Linked DNA regions of Homo sapiens: region 2 is linked to region 1. The links are chromatin loops, found by intact Hi-C in ENCODE. Cell type or tissue: endothelial cell of umbilical vein. All regions are shown on one strand. Each heading gives the region's core, and the rest is flanking DNA. Links, peaks and the distances in the headings are about the cores only. Region 1 has its middle 110 kb from the start of ARMC3. Region 2 has its middle 40 kb from the start of PIP4K2A.

The links. Peaks named below come from ENCODE experiments on the same cell type or tissue, not always from the same donor. Only the 100,000 strongest peaks of a DNase experiment are listed, where the experiment ranks them.
Region 2: a loop joins it to region 1, with 2.1 times the contacts of the local background. A loop is called at or near these places in 1 of 110 quality-filtered maps.

What each region holds. Positions count from the first base shown.
Region 1 is chr10:22,820,071-22,825,455 of GRCh38, forward strand. No RefSeq gene overlaps it. Among named protein-coding and RNA genes, the nearest start is that of ARMC3, 110 kb to the right of the region's middle. RefSeq lists an enhancer at 4,378-5,385. In endothelial cell of umbilical vein, for the core only: no CTCF peak of the experiment used is centred there; DNase peaks (open chromatin) are centred at 1,631, 3,211 and 5,091; H3K27ac peaks cover 2,492 bases.
Region 2 is chr10:22,751,456-22,756,840 of GRCh38, forward strand. No RefSeq gene overlaps it. Among named protein-coding and RNA genes, the nearest start is that of PIP4K2A, 40 kb to the left of the region's middle. In endothelial cell of umbilical vein, for the core only: no CTCF peak of the experiment used is centred there; a DNase peak (open chromatin) is centred at 2,516.

The DNA.
Region 1 (5,385 bases), core at 172-5,171:
CATGGTTCTATTTGTGATATACTAGGAAGGGGAGATGTTATGGTCCTTTCTCCTTCTCCGGATCTCTCCTGTTTGAAGAAATAAGTCAACCGATGCTTTATAGAAACAGGTATTTAAATAAACTCATTGATTTTTGAAGGAAGTGGGGAGATGGCAGGCAAATATATCTTGTAGAATCCACATTGTGTGGAACCTGCTGTTAGCATCTCAGCAAACTCAACAAGAACTGAGTCAGTGAACAGACCTTCAAATGTGGAACTACTCTGGAGACCTGAGACCCATCTATAACTGTCTTTCTCTCTCATCTGGTTCCAAATCCCTTCCCTAAGAATCTACTCAAAGTTAGATATTCAAGGCAGAGTAGTGACTTCATAAGCAGAGAGGTAGAGGCAGTACAAGGGAACGTCACTATCCTTTAAAAGACAACCGATCATCTCAAAGTCCTTGCTGGCAGGGGAGTTGCCACTGAGGAGGAGCAGTTGACCCAGAATTCTTCATCCTGAGTTTCTCTTCCCAGGCCCCCATGTGCTGATCTTGTGGAGACACGGTTCCTCTCTGACTCTGGCCCAAGCCTCGGTACAGCCTGGGGACTTGATATCCACAGCACAGTTGAGCCATTGCAGGGGCTTGCAAAAGATTTGATAATAGATGTGACACCTTTCTATCTACTTGTCTCACTTGACTTGGAGCTTCTCGAAGGCAGAGACTGGATGTATCTCAAGCACATAATGATCAATGGTCCTTCCTCATCAAATGTTTGTTAGGGACGCAAGCTGCAGTGGGTCCTTTTGGGAATTTCTTCTTTTTTGTTCAATTTAGCACTGAATACAGATATTGACACAAGGTGAGGCTACCTAGAATTACTGTTAATCTGATAAATTTAGCTTTAGTGCATCAATTTTGTTTTCGTTGTTTATTTTTTCTAGAGACAGGGTATTGCTCTATCACCCAGGCTGGAGTGCAGTGGCATGATCATAACTCACTGCAACCTCAGCCTCCTGGGCTCAAGAGATCCTCCCAGCTCAGCCTCTCAATGTGCTGGGATTACAAGAATGAACCATCGTGCCCTGACCAACATTGTTTTTAAAATGGCAGATTAAAATAAGAAAATCTTTGATGTTCATGAGATGGAAAGTGATAATGGTCAGAATAAATATTTCAAAGTATACACATTTACCTCAATTAACTTTTGTTTTAAACACAACAGAGATGATACTGAAGTGTAGATGCTTATATTAGAGATGCTTAATATTTTTTAATCAATAAATCAAAATGAGGAGGAGCTTGAAGGATCTTTGCTTCACTTAATTCTAATGATTGTTCTATAATAGTAAGTTCCACACCATAGCCTTAGAGAAGTTACCACTTGATTAAATTTTGTAGCTGAAGGATGAATTTTTAATGTTTTCCACTATAGTTAGCCCCAATTCACTCCAGTTTAGAATGAGATTTTAGTCTAACATTAGGAAAGGGAGGTTTAAATTCCATCTGGACACACAGAAAGTGCTTGGATAGACTTGTAGGGGGGAAAAAGTGGTTTTAGTTGTTTGCCGCAAACTATTAAGATGTTTAAACAGATGGTGATCACAGTCACATGTCCTGGTGAAATGGAATTTCCTTTTCATAAATTCCTTGCAGCTTCCTCCTGATTATAAGAGGCTCATGACTTGGATTATCAGATTTTTATATACTTCCACATCTGCAATGATATAGAGGCTGCCCCAGCACTGGCCTCAGACAAGTTTAAAGCCATTTTGCAAATTCTTTCAAGGCTGGCTAACACAACTTGATCCCACCACCCCACCTCTGAAACCTTTTAACCTGTAATGGTTTCTCCTCTTTCTGCTGGGCTTTTCTACAGATATTCTGTTATATACAGCACTGGGACAACACCAATACAAATTTCACTTAAAAAAAATAAATTTAACTATGCCTAGTTATTTATAATTTTTAACAAAAATTGTTTTCCTTCTTCCCTTTCACCTTCTCTTTAAAGATGTTTCCCTGATGCCCTTTCTGATTTCGTTAGTTTTATTTATTTATTTATTTATTTATTTATTTATTTATTTATTTTTTAAACAGAGTCTCACTCTGTCATGCAGGCTGGAGTGCAGTGGTGCGATCTCAGCTCACTACAACCTCTGCCTCCCGGGTTCAAGTGATTCTCATGCCTCAGCCTCCTGAGTAGCTGGGATTACAGGCGCCCACCACGATGCCTGGCTAATTTTTGTATTTTTAGTAGAGACTGAATTTCACCATGTTGGCCAGGCTGGTCTCGAACTCCTGGCCTCAAGTGATCCACCTGCCTTGGCCTCCCAAAGTGCTAGGATTACAGGAGTGAGCCACCGCGCCCATCTGCATTACTTCTTTATCTTCCCTGTGACCTAGCTTTTGAGTAACAAGTTCCGACTATTGAGTATTATATTTTTCAAAGAGGAAGAGAGTCTGAGAGTTCACTATAAAACAGTTCTAGCTCTCATTCTACATATATTTAGATGAACACAAACTAAGTTCTATAAATACATAAGGTGGTAGATAGGGTTATTTAGCCCTTTAATAGTTCTAAATAACAGTTCGTGCTAGGTGCAGTGGCTCACATCTGTAATCCCAGCACTTTGGAAGGCTGAGGAGAAAAGATCCCTTGAGGCCAGGAGTTCGAGACCAGCCTGGGCAACATGGTGAGAGTCCATCTCTATAAAAATAAACTAAAATGAAAATACCATAGTGTCTTAATTTTAAAAAGAAACAAAAACATTTCACTTCTCCCTTAAATGCAAGGTTGTAGATTTGTGTACTTGGAAAGTTTGTGAAATATTCCATAAGTGTAAGGAGAAAGTGAAATTTGGAAGTTTATTGTGGAACCAGCTTTTTGTGATTTTATGATAGATGGAGAAGCATTCATGTACTGGCTTTCCTGTCACGGTGTCTTTTTATAAGCCAGGCACTGTCCTAGGCACTTTGCGTACATTATTTCATTTATTTATCATAACAGTCCTACAGAGAAGGCGCTATTGTTACCCACATTTCAATAGGTTAAATAACTTACTTAAGATCTGAATGGTGTGGACAGCTAGAAAGCTCCAGGCACAGGACTCCATTCAGATCAGAGTAAAGCCACAGCTTGTACTTTGTCCCATTGGGCCACATTGCCCATGTGCTGTGAGCTGACTCATTTCTCTTCTCATTGTGTCTCAGATGCCTGAAATATTACTAACTGAGATTTATTCTTTTATGTTAATGCATAGTCCCTAGTTAAAATACTAATCCTTTGGGTGGGTCAACAGGTTAAGCTGTCTTAGTCATTAATAACATTTAGTGTGAGCTGATGCATTAGATTCTTTCTACTGTGATTAACTTCAGCTAAAAATAGCAGGGAACTAGTAAAAGACAAACCATTCTCCACTAGGTGAAGATAGGTGTGTCCTTCTTTTGGCTTATGGGGATTGCTGATTTCATATCAACAGGAATTTCATATTTTACTAGTTATTGGATTAGGTGCCATTTTTGCGATATGATTTCATATGTAGCCTCTCGGAATAATTGAATTAAATACTTTGAAGTGTGTGAAGCCAGTGAACAAACCTTTATTTGAAGACTAACGTTCAACTTTGGTGTTCAGCTTTGTAGAAAACCAAACAAAACCTTCTTCATTTTTAGCTTAAGTCTCCCAAAAGTGGGATTTAAAAGGTAACCCAGCTTTTTACGAGAAACTGATCATGGTGTTGGCTCATGTTGCGATTTCCAATCTGTTTTAAATTGGGATTAATGGCTCCTTCTTTTAGGGCAGCATTTCAGTTGTATCTGCATAGCTTTCCCTAGAAAATCTGAGGCTGAGGTGGGCGGATCACGAGGTCAGGAGCTCGAGACCATCCTGGCTAACACGGTGAAACCCCATCTCTACTAAAAATACAAAAAAATTAGCCGGGCGTGATAGCGGGCGCCTGTAGTCCCAGCTGCTCCGGAGGCTGAGGCAGGAGAATGGCGTGAACTCGGGAGGCGGAGCTTGCAGTGAGCCCAGATCGCACCGCTGCACTCCAGCCTGGGTGACAGAGCCAGACTCTGGCTCAAAAAAAAAAAAAAAAAAAAAAAAAAAAATCTGCTTACTTGAAGCCTTTGGAAAACTAGGAGATTTTACATATTATTTTTAAATGGCATTTTAAGGCACTCCCACTGACAATTTTGTTAGAAGGCAGAAATATCAAGTGAAGGATAGAAATGAAAATGAACTAAGTGAACAATTGGCAACGTTTCATTTCCTTCCCAAGCAATGGAGACAGATGACCTCCAGCTCACAGTGCTCACAATTCCCCCTCAGGCCACGTCTGTGCCACTTGTCACCTCCTGCACCGCTTTCAACACTTGCTGCTGCCCTTGGCCACAGCACAGGTATGGGCAAGTGAGGAAAGATGGGGGGCTCACAGCACCTCACCCTACCTGGCTTCAGGGGTGGGTTAAGATTGTTTCTACTTAAGAACCATGGCAACAGTTTGTGTTAACTGGATCAACGTAATTCCCTTGTTATAATTAAACAAAAAAGTTTTAAAAAAATTTAAATTCAAGGAATCTGGCCAACAAGTTGGGTGTTTCTGAGAGGTATTATTAACTGGTCTGACCACTTCAGGCACTAAAATCGTGGCTGAAACATTCAGTCATGGTACACTCAGGCCAGATTGTTATTGACAACAATGCCTGAAAGGGTTTCATTTTACCTTGGACCTTGGAAGGCAACAAAAGAACAAATTGAAATGGACAGAACCCAAACAGCTCAGTGTCATTGAACATTAGAATTGTACAACTCATACCTCTTGTTCTGATTCTAGGCTTACGGATGTTCCCACAAACTGGTTTTCCATATTGTTCACATATGGGGTGGGGGCTGGAAATGCTGGTATCATTCATGATAAATGAACCAATTGGCCTGCTGGTTTATTAACTTCCTCTCTTGTGAAGTTGGTTGGTCTGAGTCCCTGAGCCCAGTCAACCCTGGAGAGTGACAGGAATGCATTTGCAAGTGTACGACTTGGGCTGTGTCCTGGACAATGATGAATTGGAACTAGCGTCACTTGGGTGATCAATCAGTTGCCCTTCCCCCAGGAGACTACCCCAGAGGTGACTGCTCACTTCCGTTTAAAACTTTTATACCAAGGTCTTAGATCTCAGAACAATAATAGTGTGTCCTCACTGATTCATCCCAGCAAGAATGTGTGATTCAGTCAGCTGTTTGGGTAAGAAGAAAATTGTCCCATGCAAATTATCTGCAAAGGTATATTAAAAGGAAAAGAGAAAAAATGTTTTGAACCAAATTATACTACATGACTGGCATAATTGTCTCAAGCGGACACAACCCTAATCGCTGAGTCTGAATATTATTCCATTTATAAAATG
Region 2 (5,385 bases), core at 137-5,136, 69 kb before region 1:
CCTACCTGTCTGAAGAGCTTATAAAAGGCATCTCAGTTATTCTGTCATATGACACTTCACCCAGAAGAACAGTCTTAATGCACAAAAACCATAAAATCCTCCCAGATTATAAAGAGCAGACTAGGGTAGATTGGAGCTCTTGGGTCATTATATTATGGCCACTCTAGTAAGGTCCACAGCCACCCTTACTGCTGTATGCTAGGTGCATCACATAAATAACACACCAACAACTTATGAGACAGGCTATATTATTTTCATTACACAGATGAGAAAATGGAGGCTCAGAAATGTACCCTTGGCCACACACCTAATGATTGGCAAAAGTAGGATTGGAATTCAGCGATATCTGACTCCAGACTCTTTCTACTACCCAACCCTTCTTCCCTTGATTCAACCTGTGGTTGAATTGTACAGAGAAAACATACATCTTCCTGGTACTGACAGACGGAGTTTCAGAGCACATGACTGTTGGAGAGAAGACGGCATATTCACTGAATGGTGATCTGGCCCAATGGCAGGGGGAAGGTCACATCACTGGAGAAGTACAGCTTTTCCTAGGCAAAGGGAAGCACTGGGATGTTTCTATTTCCCTTTCCCATTTTGTTGATTTTTGCCTACTATTAATAATTTCCTAAATCTCCTTAAGGTAGCTTCCAACAGTGAGGAAGATGCCCGGAAAAAAAAACGACTGTTAAGGAAAGATTATATAGTCTTCTTTCAAGTCTTTGATGGGGTCTCTACCACCAAAACAGTTTCCTGTCTAGGGAGCTTTTGCTGAGCCAGTAAAGGAAGACCCTTTAATAGTTTAGATTAGGATGATTCTAGATATTTGGAAGAATATGTGTTTGGTATTTTGGTTATTGTTGCCATGGCGTATAATAGAAATAACCTTTGTTAACCCAGATCTCAAATTCAGCCATGAGAGAGAGTAACTGCATATTTTATTTCTTTTGGAAGTTATTTACATAATAGTTTAAAAGTTTTGGTGTTAACAGAACTGCATGGTACAGGACAAAAGCTGTAACTTTCAGTTTCAGCCCAAGGTTAACCATATTTGCTGTTTTTGATCTTCTGTGACCAGTAGTATAAAAATGCTAATATTCCAATGCAAAGGATTACAAAATGATCTTCTCAATTATCATGAGTGAGTAAGTTGGATGATAAAGTATACGGATTTAGAAAAAATCCAACTATGTGTGCATGTGTACCTATGTACACACATAGACATATGTATGTATACATGCATATACACATGCATATATACATAAATTCATATACACTTAGGTAATTTCCATATTTATGTGTGTATGTATGTGCATGTATATGTGTATATATATATATTTCTCCAATATTGAGCAATTTCTGGAAAATTGCAGTTCTTGTTTTAATTTCTTCAAAATCACATTTTGAAAAGCTCAAAAGAACATGAAAACATTGCAGTTTCTGGTAATCTCCCAAATCATGTGCTTGTCAGTTCTTAAGTAAGTGGATATTAAGAATCTCTTTTACTTTTTGTATTTTCTTTCCCTCCCACTTTGGCCTTTTCAGAAGATCAGAAACAATGTAAGAGCAAAATGGTTCAAAGAAGCATGTTTTCCATTTATTGATTTGATTTTTAAACATTCACTTGATATTTGAGAAAGGAGTTTATTTGTCACCATTTTAGTTGGGGATTTTAGAAATTTTATCAATATACACATTTCCTGACTTATAAAAACAGACTTATAAATAACTGATAAAATTACAAATGTTTATCCCTTCTCTCAACTGCTAGAGCCTCAGTAATTTCCATAAAAGCTGTCATGCCAGCAGGAAGGGGTGAGGAAGGAATATTTAGTTTCCCTGGATTCAGAACAGGAGGAAGGAAAGAAATTGTGCAAAAACAGTGTAAGAATCTGACTTCAGGAGACCTGGTCTGTCCATGCGTTCAGATCTCTCTCAACCTAAAGGAATTTTTTTTTCTTTTAAAATTTCATTTTACTTTCCTCAACTTCCTACCAATTAAAAATCTCACTCTCTCTCTGAAGATGTTATTAAAAGTGCAAATATCTTTGGGATGTTCAAGGATTATTAGTCATTTATATCTTAGTGTAAGGCTCAATAAAGTTGCTTTTCTTAAAGCACCTGAAAGAAATAAAAGCTGCCAAGTTTGCTTGGGGTATGGAAGAATTTTAAGATGTGAGGCAATTCAAAAGCCAAGGAATGCTGAGCCTGCCAAGTAGTAGCCATGCTTTGGTGGGGGGCAGAGAGAACTGGAGAGAAGGATACATCACGTGAGGCTCCCAAGTTGGCACAGAGGGGCAGCAAGAGAGTTAGGGCAGTCCAAGGAATAAACTGCTTACTTTGATAAATTGTCTATATTTCACCATGTCTCAAGGTTTTAATTTCTAGTTTAGAAGGGGAAAAATGATCCATTCAAACATCCAGTTTGTTTTCTCCAGGAAGACAAACTTTTATTTATCCCTTTACTTCAGGCAGGGAGGACGGGGAATATCCTTCATCTTAACTGGGTGCAGAAGTTTCCTGTTTCCTGTGTTGTACCAATAGATAATTTTCCACGTGTATTTGCAGTGCATTACAGACTCTTAGAGCATTAGGAAAACTGGAAGAGTCTCATTAGTCCACTCTTCTGGACTCAACCGCATGCCAGATAGAAGTTCTTGAGTTTTCAGAGCAAATTGGCAGCAGAGCCAACCATAGAAACCCCCTTGCTGGGTCTGTAACATTAACTAATAAACACTTTGTATAAAAATGTGGGAAACTAATTAATAATGAGGCAGGAAAGTAAAGGAATGTAACTTATCAGTTTCATTTTCCCCGAAGTGTGTTTTCATGCTATGTCTTGCAGAGCATTTCTAACTTAAGAGTGCGCCATGCTTGGGAGGCTGGTTAAAGTGCTTCATCTGCTTCACCACCACCTTTGTCCTTCATTCTCGTGTGGGCTGTCTTGTTGTCTCTCTCTGCTGCCTCACTTTTCTCCTGTGCCTTTCTCCATGCTTCTCACTTTTTTGGGGAAGGGAAGTGGTGGTGAGAGGTCATCCTATTCCTCTTACAACTTCCCCTTTAGGAGGAGGCTGGCTGGGGCATCCAGGCCCTGGGGTCCCTCAGGCTCTGGCCCTTGGGCCTGCCCTGCCCCATCATGCATCAATTTACATGAAATAATAGGATGTAACTTTATATAATGGGCGAAAATGAAATTATCAACTGAATTAGCATTCATGCTCGGTTCTATTCCTCTAGAACTGCGAGGAGTAGGGTACTGCTATTGGTTTTACATGCCAGCAACATCCTTCTTAAATGGTTCCCTTCTAATGTGGCTTCTTGAAGATGGATGGATTTCTGATCCAAGGCCCCTAGTAGTAACCCTTAACATTGATCGGTTCATTCAAAAGTTACGTCATCACAAGCCAGTGTGGTGGTGCGTACCTGTAGACCCAGGGTCTTGGGAGGCTGAGGTGGAGGATGGCTTGATCCCAGGAGCTTGAGGGCAGCCTGGGGAACGTAGAAAGACCTCATCTCTAAAATCATTAAGAATTAAATTAAAATTTAAAAAGTTGTGTCATCGCAGTGGTCAAGCTTCAGATAATTTATGTTTGCAGAGTATATAAAGGTATCCAAAAAGTCCTTCATTTATATGCATAACTTTTTTTTTTAAAATAAAGAGTCAGGGTCTTGCTCTGTCACTCAGGCTGAAGTGCAGTGGTGCGATCCTAGCTCACTGTAACCTTGAATTCCTGGTCTCAAGAAATCCTCCTGCTTCAGCCTCCTGAGTAGTTGGAACTCCAGGCATATGCCACCACACCTGGCTAGTTTCAGTAATTTTTGTGAATATGGGATCTCACTATGTTACGCAAGCTGGTCTCAAACTCCTGGCCTCAAGTGATCTCCCCACGTTGGTCTCCCAAAGTGCTGGGATTACAGATGCCCGCCCTACCTAAACATTTTCATATTTAAATACATTTTACACTTGAAAAATATTGAGTTTAAACAATATTATTTTTAAATACACTGAAGTGGTGGTTCTTCAGCCCTCTGAAAGGTTGTATAAATGTCTAGTTTCATAGCTGTCATCAGAATCTCAAAGGGTCCCATAATTCAAACAAAGGTAAAGAACCATTAATTTGGATGATCAATGTGTCATTTAACCAACTCACCGAGGTTGCTGATTTTTGTCTGTGTCCTATTTTGGATGCATTTCCTCATTGATTTTCTTTCATTTATGGCTTAAAAGACTTCCATTGACAGGATCTTCTCACATCACATTCCATTATATGCTGTTGATGGATTTGGGACCATAACTGAGTAAAAGGCAGGCCACAGACAGAACAGATTTTCATATTAACACAAGATGACTTCTGTTGTAGAATTGTGAGCTTTAGAATTAACAGACTAGAGTTCAGCTCTGTGGCAAAGGTTACTTGCAATCTATTCTGTAATTTCATTGAGTGTCAGTTTCCTGATCTGTATATTGGGAAAGGGCATCTACTTCATGGAGTTGTCATGAGGATGACACAAGATAAATATGTAAAGGGCCTACCCACTGCAGATCAGGGCACCTCAGAGACACCCAAGAACTTCTCCTCCCTTCTCTTTTTTTTTTTTTTTCGATGGGGTCTTGCTGTTGCCCAGGCTGGAGTACAGTGGCACGATCTTGGCTCACTGCAACCTCCACCTCCTGGATTCAAGTGATTCTCCTGCCTCAGCCTCCTGAGTAGCCAGGATTACAGGTGTGCAGCACCACACCCAGCTAATTTTTATATTTTTAGTAGAGATGGGGTTTCGCCATGTTGGCCAGCTGGTCTCGAACTCTTGACCTCAGGTGATCCTCCCACCTTGGCCTCCCAAAGTCCTGGGATTACAGGCATGAGCCACCTTGCCCGGCCTCCTCCCTTCTTTGCACAATACAGACTATTGGACTTGGTGGTGAAGCTACACTAGAGGCAAAGTCTCCACCCCAATGGTATTTGTGATATTTACCTATGGGTTGATCTTCTATTTTTAGGTCCAGAATGAAAATCCTTCAGATTTCAACTCTTACACTAACAAAACTTTCATTCTGCAACATTACCTTTTTTTTTTCTTCATTCCATCTCTTCTGTTGTACTCCTTACCTTCCTCACTTTCAGCAAATCCTGCCACTTTTTCCATTAACCACAGGAAGAGTCAATTCACAGTAATCTCACTGCCTCCAAGGACCTAAGAGAAAAAAAGCTATCAAAGGGACAAATAAATATAATATGTTTAAAGCATGACAATAAATTACATAACTTCATCTCAAATCTTGCTCTGTGGGAAGGTTGATATGAATCGTTTGAAGAAACATGAAACAGATCCTAAAGACAGGCGATTTTTCATAGTGAAATGCAATTTTTTTTCAAGCTTCAA